Regions from separate parts of the Mus musculus genome. Here region 2 is linked to region 1. Evidence: chromatin loops called from intact Hi-C (ENCODE). Cell type or tissue: heart. All regions are shown on one strand. Links, peaks and the distances in the headings refer to the core of each region. The heading gives the core; the rest is flanking DNA.

Evidence for each region. Hi-C counts contacts between places; a loop is a spot of excess contacts. Peaks named below come from ENCODE experiments on the same cell type or tissue, not always from the same donor. Only the 100,000 strongest peaks of a DNase experiment are listed, where the experiment ranks them.
Region 2: it touches region 1 in a loop (9-fold over the local background); 8 of 42 quality-filtered maps call a loop at or near these places.

The regions. Positions count from the first base shown.
Region 1 is chr12:36,717,845-36,724,085 of GRCm38, reverse strand. No RefSeq gene overlaps it. Among named protein-coding and RNA genes, the nearest start is that of Mir5099, 95 kb to the left of the region's middle. In heart, for the core only: CTCF peaks have their summits at 2,650 and 5,489 (motif pointing left); DNase peaks (open chromatin) are centred at 615 and 1,165.
Region 2 is chr12:37,011,325-37,017,565 of GRCm38, reverse strand. No RefSeq gene overlaps it. Among named protein-coding and RNA genes, the nearest start is that of Gm29007, 92 kb to the left of the region's middle. In heart, for the core only: no CTCF peak of the experiment used is centred there; DNase peaks (open chromatin) are centred at 1,645, 1,895, 2,435 and 2,955.

The DNA of each region.
Region 1 (6,241 bases), core at 536-5,535:
CACCAGATAAAAAAATTAAAACAGCAACACCAATACCCCAAACATATCTCTACCCCCCTATTTCATTTTCTCTTTAGTGCATGATATTTTCTGCTATATTCATAACTCATTCTGTCTTCTGTTTATGTTTCTACAAAGAAAAAACTATTGGCAATGGTGCAAAGAAGAAATATTTATTACAGAAATATCTGATAAACCAAATTGCTCAAAAATGTTTAAATCTTTTTAATGACTGAATAAATATAAGGACATTGCAAATTATATCAACTTGGTATAAGGATATAAACTTTAATGCGTCACCTTTTAACTATAAACATATATTCTCATATGTTATTTCTATGTATGCTATTTCTAATATCCAGCATGCTTTGTTGTTTTGGTCTCGGGTTTCTCTTAATCTCCCTTCTTCCTAGTTGCTAACATTTACCAGATTCCCGGCTATTTTCATACAATGATATTTTGACATTTCTTAATTCACTAAAGATTAACATGAGCAGGAGGGGTTTCCAGCCACACTGCCCTTCATAAAACTCCACTGAGAAAAAAAAAAAAAGCTATTTCAATGACTCATGGATGAAGAGAATCCGGTGCTAACAAGCTATGGCAGAGTGAGCCGTCCCTGGGGGACTCAGTAGGGTCCTCTTAGGAGAGGAGAGAGACACTGCATGACACCAGGAGTCTTTCATTCCTTCACTGGTCTGTCCTTGATGTGATGTCTCTGGCAAGGATCCCACCTACCTCTACATTTTTAGAGAAGCTCTCCTCTGGTTATTTGAGAAATTTTCCAGCAAATATGTTCTGAGATTGAGAAGACATCTACAAGTGTAGGTATTTTAGAAGATGAATCTGCCTGAATGATTTCTTGCCTGGACATGGCTGGGACTATTTTCCATCTCCTTTCATTTTTATTCCTCAGTGTAGATTTTTATGAGTATTGAATTTTAGATGGGTCTAGTAGCTGAGATCGAGTCGTAGACAAAAGATCTCTAAAACTGAAATATAAATAGAGAAGAGTTCTCGATGACATCATTCTGTATGCACACCAGAAGTGACCACAAATAACCTACAATAACCTTTTAAATTAGTTTTTTCCTGACTTCATAAAACAATATTTTATTTGGCAGGCATGCATTGGCAAGCTCTTCCACAGCTCTGTTTGTTTTCTGTCTCCAGGAAGACACCGCCACTGTTGTCACATACGTCTCCTTCTCTGTGGCTTTGCCATTTTCTGCTTCTTTATGAGTGGCTGTTGAAGAATATTTTTCTTTGGGGCACGTACTAAGAGTAACAAGGCCATGAATGAAAAACTGTCCTTATAAATGTATAGATGGATTTCTTTTTCTCTGGCTGACGCTGAGCAAGATCAAGGAAAAGAAGTGGCGATATCAGCAGGGATATGGCTGCTTTATTCTGAGGTTATATAACAGCAAGAAGCTGGATCCAGACCATTGATGAAAATCAGTTTCCTTGCCTTTTGATATGTGACTCAAATCCCAAGTTATAAAAAGGATGTAGGATCATAATATAGTTTTTTTTTTAAACATGAACAGTTATTCTGAACAAATTGAAGAGTATCAAGGGAGGAAAGGTATCATTTCGAAGTTACCTCATAGGTGAGACAATCTTTTTAACTTTAACAGTGTCTCCATTATAAAACAGAAATTGGTATGCTTTTCTAAATGTTGGCATACTATAACATCCTTTATAAATCAATTTAAGTTCACATCATTGAGATTTTCAAAACCTTCTTCCACTATTTACTCACAGAAAAGATACCAAAAAAAGAATAAAATATTTTCAAATATAATTTTAAAGTATCAAAAACTTCCCAAATTTAAAAAAAAAAAAAACACTTCTAGGATAATTCATGATATTTCATTTACTTCTCTTGTTTCCTATTAATCTTATGAAGGCAAAAGGGAAGGCTCCAATAATTAACCTTGTGTTATTGACCTAACCAAAATTAACTGGCTATACAACAATTTAGTTGTCCATATAAAAACAGGAAGAGAGATTTCCCCAAGTAACCCATATTCTCCATGAGAAAAACAGCTGGTGCTCTCTCTGTGTGTGTGTGTGTGTGTGTGTGTGTGTGTGTGTGTGTGTGTGTAAGCCTGTGGGGCATGGATGAAAGGATGTATATTTCTGATATCCTCCCTTGTAAATGGGTGGGTTTTTTTTTTTTTTCTTTCTTTTTTCTTTTTCAGTGGAAGTATGCCAATACTCAGGTCCTGGAGAAGGAGGGGCCCGAGAAAGTCTGGTCTGAATATTTAAAATTATATCTTTATAAAACAAGGTCTGTGAAAATGAACTAAGTTTCCTTACCAGTGTTACATGAATAATCACTACAAAATAATAATGGAAACCCATACCTGTCTCTCCTTGGAAAGGAGGAAAAGATTAATAAGAAACACTGCCTTCCAACAACAAAAATCAAAGTTCAAGCAGCAGACTTCTTTTGTGTCTCTGTTTTCCATGCTACATTTCCCACAGCACACTGCTGGGATTTTTTATTTTTTATTTTCGCTACGCATGCTCACACATCTGTTGCACATGTGTGATCAACCGACGAGGTTTTTGAGCCAAATGTCCTGTTAAATGGACAGAGTGGGCAGAGCATTCCTTTGAGAGTCAGACTCTGCCCCTGGTGGATTGCCGCCAAATGCAATGGTGTAATAAAGAAAAGAAATCTGCTCATTTGAATTGCATTGAAATGAACTGTGTCCTCTCCTAAAATACCATATGGTAATGATCCCTGGAGGTATGCTACATAACACCTAGGTCTGGCAGGCTCCAATGAAAGGCTGTAAACGTCCCAGTGTAGCTGGGCTGTGAAAGGCAAGATAGTTGACAAGAAGCATGCAGAGGGAAACAAGAATCCTATCTGATGTCCCTCAATCAACTTGAAATGAAAGAAAGTGGACTGAACAAAGAAATGCTAGCAAGTCGCCCTGGAGAAATCCTCCTTCTCCCATTAAAGTACAGTTCTTGAATCTCACCTCCAGTAAACTGAAACCTTATGGAAAGAAAGCTGTTTCACCTGAGCAGTAGCCAGAGTTTCTTTGGAGCAAATTATCTCAATAAGACTCAAGTGTATGTCTGCAAAGCAAAATGCAGTCATCATAATCAAGCCTCCACCAGAGCTGAGTACAGACGGGTTGAATAACTGGAGACGCAGAGAGACTTTACCTCTGCTTTGGCTAGCACTTTCAGTGAACCTCATCTGAAGGAGGTAGTAGCTGATGACCTGCACTGCATGCTCTGAGGTCTCTGAGGAACAAAAACATATATGCACACACCAGGATTTTATAGCATTGAGAAATTATGTAAAATTAAATAATTAGGAGTGAGAGTCTGACATATCTGTATGCCAAAGAATATAAAGTATGGCCAGTCTAGTATAGAGATTTACAGTATGGGTTTGGCCTACCACAAACTCCAAAATCCATAAGTAATCAATCGTAACATCATTTATGTCATAGAGTGAGTCTGATCATTTGTTTAATCTTTCTTGTATAAGTTTCCACTAATTTAGTGTAAAATTAAAATATATCATAAAGAAATAAAATGAGGAATTGCATCCAGACGAAGTTGTTCTTGCTCATCTTTTTCCTATTGAACTATTGAATTGTAATGCTCCTATGTCTGTTAATGAAGCACAGCAATTCCCAAGGCTATATTTTCTCCACTTTCTCTTTTGACGTCTAGACAACTAAAGTTCACTTACAAGGCTAAATATAAATTACCTATGCAACTAATTATTCTTAACTTTAGTGAAAATCGATGTTTCAAATGGGGCTTAGTATTTGATGTGAATAACTCTCTTGTGATCATTTTAAGGAGCATCTCTAATTATTACCTGTAAAACAAAGGCATTGCATAACAGAGAAAGGGGCAAAGACACATTCAATTTAGGTCAGATAACTACCTCATTTAGCCTTAACTACAACTCAGTGAATGTGATCATGTTCTTATCCCTGACGTTACAGATGAGGGGATGGAGATGAGTCAGAATGTATGCCTTGAGATAGAATCCTTCTTAGAGACCATATTCTTAAACATTGCTATACCAGTACACAGTCAGTAGGCTTTGCTTTAGTTTCTGAAATTCAGACTCTCGACCTAATATTTTAAACTTACTTTACTTGTGTTCCAAATTCATCAAAAAGGGAAATTTCTATTAATCTAAATGATTCATAGTATTTTATTTTAAAAAACTTGTATGACTATTATTTTTCATGTTTGAAGACTATGTCTAAAATGTTAAGGCTACACTCTGTCACTAGTAATATTATATGCAAACTCCTGGATCACTTGCCCCATGGTGGAGGCACTCTGTAGTCTTACTACACAACTTATTTCATTTTTCTACTTTTCTAAGCAAATGCACTCACCCAGAGTAGAGGACTAGCTGGGTTTCATTGTTTGGTTTTTTTTTTTTTTTTTGGTTTTTGTTTTGTTTTATATAATGAACAGGGGTTTTTGTTGTTGTTGCCGGATGTTGTTAAAGTGTTTTGAAAGTTTTAAACTTTAATTCCAAGTTTTCATTTCTGTGAAGCCCCTTTCTGTCCTTGCATATGAGTTATTTATTCTTGCAGATCATGAGCAGCAAGATCACTGATAAACAAATAACTAGATAGATGGATAGATTAAAATAAGTTGAATAAATAAATAAATAAAGGCTGTTGGAAGTTGGATACCAGGAAGCTGCCCTCTCTCCTGATGTTCTTGCTTCAGGATGATTTTCGTAATATCAACACAGATGTTTCATTTTTCCATTAACTACACAAGCTTCAAATTTGATACTCAAATGCCAAATAAATGGCAGCTGTTCTCTGTTGTTGGTAAAGCAGACACTGAATTCTGAAGCAACCGTGCAAGTCATACATTACATTTCAACAGAGTTCTGAGAGCAGTGCAGTGGACTAATTATCCTCTTCACAGAGCAGAGTACTGAAGCACGGAGACTATATTTACAAGGTCATTGAAAATATCTTCAATTGAGACCAGCAAAATCTACATTCCACAACAAGCCCCAAAAGGAATATAATGAGCATTTTAAAGTTTCTTGCAAAAAAAAAAAAAAAAATCAACGCATTCTTGTATTACTTTTTATCTCAGCTCTAATGTAGGCTGGCAATGTGTTATCTGGTTCTCAGAAAAATCCCAGTACAGGTTCACAACTGACCTTTGATGGAAAAGACCAAAGACATCATACATACACATTTGTTTTAAGCTAAAGTGTGCATCTACAAAATGCACGGCATAGTCTGGTCTAATTACCTCGACAGTAGTGCATTTACTTTTAGAGTACAGACTGAGAAGAAACAACTTAAAATGTCATTCAACAAGTTGACTTTAAAAAACAAATGTTTTCTGGACATTTTAAGGATGCTACTAACTTCCTGGATGGAAAATCCAGGTTTCACTGTTTTCTTAATCAGGGAGAACTTTAATAAATAATCCAGAAGCCTGATTCCCTCTGCTGGGCAACCTGTAAACAAGCCAGTGTCTTGCTGAACCGCACCAGCACCCTCAGTGTTAGGTATTTTTCAGTAAGAGTCAGTCCCTACCCTTGGACATCATCAGGATCTGAAGAAATGAAATAAACTCCTGACCAGAAAGGTAACAGAGCTGAATTTTTGAATCAAGAATCTCTGCCTCCCCTTCCCCTCCCCCTCCTCACTTCTCATCCTCCTTCTCTCTCTCCCTCTCTCTCTCCCTCTCTCTTCCTCTCTGTCTTCCCTCCCCCTTCCCTCCATCTCTGCTTCCATCTCACAGACTCGCTGGGCTTGGGATCTGGGGAGCAAATGTGGATAAACTCAGGACCTTGCAGACCACTTCCGACAAATGTCTCAGGAATGTGCCCACTGGTCCAGGCACTCCTTCCTTGGTGAGAACACAAAGTGTCTTGTGTAAATGCCTCGAACACAAACGGGAATTGGAACTCAGCAATTCTTCTGCAAGCTTCTCTTCCTTTCCCTCCCTCCCTAAGTTCCTTTGCCTCCTAATCTGCCAAATTAAATGCTAAATCAGGAGCAATGGCCTACAATTAGCTTTTCAATTAAAATGTACAGTTCAAAGTTGACTCCAGAGTGAGTAATTGCTTTTGAAAACCGCAACCAGCAGGCAGCTACAAGATTGTTACAACAGTTTATTTAACCTCAAAACATATGATCAATTTTATTATCTCAGCAAAAGGGAGATATCCTGGAGAGTGGTATTTTAAATATACTACACA
Region 2 (6,241 bases), core at 613-5,612, 290 kb before region 1:
AAGGTTAAAACATAAAAACTGCATGAGCGTTGTGATAGTTACTGGAAAGCATTTAGTAAACTGAACAACTTTTATGTGAACACAAAAAAATAGTAACAAACAGAACTTTTGATGATATGATAAAATTAATCTACAAACTGAACCATCTAAATATAACAAACTTAAACAAGGAACAAGAAATGTGTCCCTCCTTAAAGGAGAGCACTTGGTGATGCCTGCATGGATCCCAGGCATCCAGGATGAAGTAGAGCATCTCAAGACATGGTTGATATCAATTGAAAAAGAAAAATATAAAATGTTTACATTCGACCTTCAGATGTTATGACCATGCAGATTTCATTTTTTTAAAGAAAAAAATCACATATTGTCTCAAACACCTTTGAAATTAATAGAGAGCTTTAAAAAGATTTTCATACATAGTAACACTTGTCACATGTCCATTATGAATAGAATCCCAAAAATTAAATTTAAAATAATTATACTTACATACATACATATAAACACTACTGAAAATAATTAGCAGAAGTCTGGGTGTTGTGAACTAAATCTTCAGTGTTCCTGCAAGAATTTCCAAGTAACTTAAAATAAATGTGTATGGATATGATATAGCTACTCTGCCACACTCCCTACATTAATCTACCAAGTCTACTGAACCAAGTAACCTTACAACTGATTGCTAAAGGCCACATCCTGATAGTATAGGAACATTTTTGTCTCTCTGTCTGTCACTCATTCTCATCAAACAATATCACTGCTGTGCTACAGAACAAAGAACACAACGAACCTGTCAGGAATTCTTAAATATTTTTTTTTATTTACCTTTTTCCAGAGCACACAGTGAGCCTACTAGGGATTCTTAATTTTTTTTTTTTAATTTACCTTTTTCCAAAGTGATTTGTTTTTTAAGAACCATCAAAGTAAGTTCATTGTTTCTGTGAAATCTCTGACTGTGGTAAATTTTAGACAAGTACTTTTCTAGATAATTATTCTTCTAGATAATTCCTGGTGCTGGCTGTCCCAGAGTAGGCTATCTCATCTTGGAGTATTTAAGGTAATTAAAATAAACCCAATATAATTAATCAGCATAATAACAAGAATTACATGAATACTCAGGAACTATTGATGGTTGGGTAGTGAATTAACATATTATTAAAACAAATCTACACACTTCGAATGACTTCATTGCAAGAATCAATGTGGGATATGTCTCCATCTCAAGAGAAAAATAAAATGAGGTGGAATAAATATTTTTCATTCAGTTAACTGAATTTACTTAGTAGTTCAAGCAAACCTAGTGCTTCTGGCTCCCAGCTGCGTAGTTCCTGCCTGTAATTAAAGACATAAAATAAAAATAAAATGAATTTTTTGGTTCACAGTGGCCGTGTAAACCTGGAATAGTCTCTGTAAGTCAGAGATTATCAGCATCACACTGGAATTATGTCATGAAGGATTAGTGACTGATTCCCTACTGCTAATGGTGTCATGTTTCTTGAACTCATAAAAGGCATTTACTGTGAAGCCAGATCTTCAGAGACTTTCTGATCCACAGAGTTTTCCATGGTAACAGAGATGATCTTATAATTCACTAGACTGAAGTCAGACCCTGGCCAAGCACGTGCTTGAGAAAGAGAGCAGATGCTCACAGCATGCAGAAAGAACAAATTCCAGTCCAAAGCAAAGGCATTACAAGTGCCTAAAATTACAGTCTTTATCTCTAAGGCAGGTGTTTCAAAACTGGAGTGGTCCCAATTTTTTTTTCCTTCTTGGCTATTGTTTTCCTTCTACAAGAAGTTGAAAAGGATGTTAAAGATAAAACAGGTGCTAAGATAAGATTCCTCACTAAGAATGACTCATAACAGCCAATCGGACATTTTATATCTGTAAACATCATCAGGCATCAGGGTGGTGGCCAGAGTTGGCTATGTAAACTCCCTCCAATTCAAGTGAAACACATACTTAAAAAAAAAAAGGTTGAAGTGGGGGAGAAACTAGCCATAACCACTTGCACTTCATGCATCTCTAACAAGATCGCAAGAAAGTCAGCTGCTGAATTTCCTATTGTAGTAAAGCTTATATATCTTGAATATGTAAAATGTTATTGAATAATAATCTATTTTTTTTCATTTTAAATTATATGTGTCAGATACTAGCATCCAACCAATGGACAGAAACTGGGGACCTCTGTGTTTGAATTGGGGAAATGGTTAAAGAAGCTAAGGAGGAGAGTGGCCTCATGGGAAGACCTGCAATCTCAATTAACCTGGACCCCCGAGAGATCTCACAGACACTGAACCACCAACCAGGCAGCATACACCAGCTGATATGAGGTCCCCGACACATATACAGCAAAAGACTGCGTAGTCTAACCTCTGTGAGAGAAGATGCACCGAACCCTCAAGAGACTTGAGACCCCAAGGAGTAGGGAGGTGTGGTGGGTGGGATTGGGTTGGTGCCAATCTCTTGGAGACAGGGGAGGAGGTATGGGATGGGGAGCAGTCGCAGGGGGCGCGCAGACTGGGAGAGGGATGATGTCTGGACTGTAAAAAAGGATTAAAGAATAAAAGAAAACTAAAAAGTAAAAAAAAAAAAAATCAGATTGGACTATTAAAGCAGAGTATACATTTAAATCAATGAATCAGTAGCACAAGGGAGCAGCCATGGAGTTTAAGACCATCAGTACCAGGGGCTTCCAGTACTCCACTAAGGCATTGTCTTTAGGCAGAAAATGGGTTTTTGGATATAGTGGCAGAATATGATTGGCCCCTTTGCCATCCTCCTCTGCTGAGAATCACGGCAAGGAACCACAGCCCTTGTTAACCTGTGAACATTTTCACTCTCTTAGGTCATTGACTCTGGCTCAGGGGTCCAATTTTCCTTTCATTCATTAAGCACTTTGGGAAGTGGAGTTCCTAACCCTTTCCAGTCTAAATGTGGAACAATCACATCCCCTTACAATCAGCTGCCAGTGTGCTGGGACCTTCACGCCTCACTGTGCTCTCGCAGTGACGCAAGTTTTTAACAATTGAAGGATATTAACTCAAAAACTTGTTTTCTCATTGGAGGAGCTCAAGGGATTTCACTAAATGAACTTGTATAAACTGGAAGCTAGTACATGTGCCTTTCTAATTATTATGTTCAAATTGGGGGAGAAGGCAGAGCTAATCTCAGTTTGCACATGTCAGAAATTATTTCAGCTATGAAGCTAACTTGAGAGTAACACTCCGTCGATGCGCATTCACTGAAAGACCTGAAGAGGTACAATCTTGTCATTTTATCACAAGATTCCAGATATCAAAAAAAATATTACTTAGTTATTTAAATATGTGTGTTTTGCTAACCCATGGTACTGTTCCCTTCATTAGAGCAACTGGGAACAAGTAATAGATCTGCCCAATTGAATGTTAAATGTTAGAAGTTTGCTAGACCTTTCTCATTCTCCTCTTTTTTATAACACTTAACTGTTAGGTTTCAAAATCCTATCAATATATAGATCTCTAACAAGATCACAAGAAAGTCAACAGCTGAATTTCCTATTATAGTAAAGCTTATATATCTTGAATATATAAAATGTTGTTGGATCAAATCTAGGTCTTTTTCACTTTAAATTAGATGTGTCAGATACTAGCATGCAACCAATGGACAGAAACTGGGGACCTCTGTGTTTGAATTGGGGAAATGGTTAAAGAAACTGAGGAGGAGAGCGGCCCCATGGGAAGACCTGCAATCTCAATTAACCTGGACCCCCGAGAGATCTCTCAGACACTGAACCACCAACCAGGCAGCATACACCAGCTGATATGAGGTCCCCGACACATATACAGCAAAAGACTGCGTAGTCTAACCTCTGTGAGAGAAGATGCACCGAATAGCATCAGAATAGCCATCTAAGGATCCGGATTAGCCTTCAGGCTCCAGCACCAAGATCACCCAGTGAAGATTTAAGCTCATCCGTGTGGACCCAGATCTGGTCTTCCATGCAGAGTCAGCGTGTTCTCCTCTGTGACATCAAGTTCTATCCCACACATTCTCTGACATGGCATCAGAATAGCCATCTAAGGAATCCAGCAGCAACTTCTGGGTAGGCTTAGGTGTGCTGAGCTTTCCCTGCCAAAAATATACAAAGGGAGATGTGTGTACTGGAAGTTCAGGAGCACCACTGCAAGGTCACAGGGATCTTAAATCAGGCAAAGACAACACCACAAATAGAACAAATGAATTTCAAAAAGTTTAACCTAAATAAATGGGGACATACAAACTTCCTGAAGAAGAATTCAAAGTAATCTAAAAAAAAAAAAAAAAAGAACCTTCAATGAGAAATAAAACGTGACATACAGATAGGCAAATAAAGTCAGGAAATGAAATCTGTATACAATTGAAAGTTAAACAAAGAGCTAGAAGCAGTTAAAAGGGCATCAAAAATTCTGGAACCTAAGAGCACAAACATCGAGAGACTTGAAATGTCAATAAGAAATTTCTGATAGATTCTAATTTACATAGTTTAATTTTGAGTAAAAATATGTATGGGATTCTTCCTGTAATCATGTTTAATACATTCTGTTTATTGTGTTCCTAATAATTTCCCCCGAATTTTCCTAAAGTTATTCTGAGGATAGCCTTCTATTTCACATGTGATAATAAAATTTTATGTTTCTTACATTGATCTTTACTTAAATTATTATATAAAGTCTAGCAATAACAGAGGCAGGTTTTGATAGAAGGTGCTTTTCTACTAAATGCTCATGTATTGAAGGTCCCCACTGCAAACAGTGCTCAGAAATGGGGAAATGGACTGAATCATAGAAGGTTTGCCTTCATCAATGGAGCAATTCATTGATCAACTTGGAATCTGAGCCGACTGTTAGAAGGTAAGGAAATGTGACAGATAAGAGTTTGTTGGAGGCAGCAGATCTCAGACATCTTTGAATGATGTTTTGACCTGGCCCCTCCCTCTCACTGGCTCTGTGTTTTCCACCACAATGAAAAGAAACTTTTGTTTCTCACTCCCTTTCTGCCAAAATGCTGTGCCTCACCACCACCAAAGAAACAATGGGGCCACGTGCTGTGAATCTAAAGTTTTGCTCCTGTAGCCCTTGCTTTTTTATGTGTGCCTCAGTATTGAGAAGTGGAACACACAAAGCAACTTCATCTCCCTCAAACTGTAGCTGGGCATAGTCGCGCATGCTGATTAATCTCCTGCTGCAGCAAGAACGTGGTCATGAGTTCAAAGCCAGTCTGGGCTAAGCCTTGAGTACAATGCTATCTCTAAGACTGTCTCCAAAAATATAAAAAATAAACAAATGAAGTAAAACATGCAATTCTACTTCCTTGGTACATATTGGTTCTTTTATTCGAGTCTACTATGAATAAGATGCCTGAAAAATCTGTGTTATTTCATACAGCGCTCTTGTCTCTCCAGAGGCATGTGTCTGTCATTCTCACAAGAGTTCTGCATTTTACCATATTTCATTTCATACTTACTGCTTCACTCATCTCATTATTTGTGTAGGAATTCATACTCAAGATAACAGTTGTCATTGAGGGCAACTTCTGACATAACTTATGATTTGAATTTCTTCTATATTTAATGATCCATTGTCCTCCATTCATAGCATCCGAAGACACCTGTTCATGTTTTATCAGGACTGCTCTTAACTGCAGGAGTATGAGGTTGTTGAGGAACAAGCATGACTCGATAACATATAATTATAATGTGTTTTTAGATGCTGTGACATCATCTCTTTTTGAGGGTTGACTGTCAACTCAGGATATTATCCAAATACCTTTGCTTCCTCTTACCCAGCTAAAGCAAGAAAATAAGGTAGAGTGCAGCTGGCAGCTCTTCCATTGGTGTTTATGATTAAATATCTCAACAGATTGCTGTGTTAACAATCATGTGCCTTGCTCCATCATACACAGTAAGTCTTCTTTAAGTCCTGTGGTATCTCAATGCTGCAATCAGTCTTATTGTATCTGTTTTATGCTTTTACAAAAAAAAAAAGTCTTTTAATTTGTAGTTCACTAGAATAGATACTAGGTTATAAATGATCCCTTGCCAATCATGACCTTTGTAGACCTCTTGTTTTGTCAGTCCTGACAGGAAATTGAAGACACTTGCTTACATTTACAAATGTATTGCAATTAAATATTTGTTCAAAATTGTTTCTTTTCTTTCATGGAATGTAAAAAATAATTCAAATATGTATTATGATCCTGGCATGTTATATTTACTCTCTTTTTATAT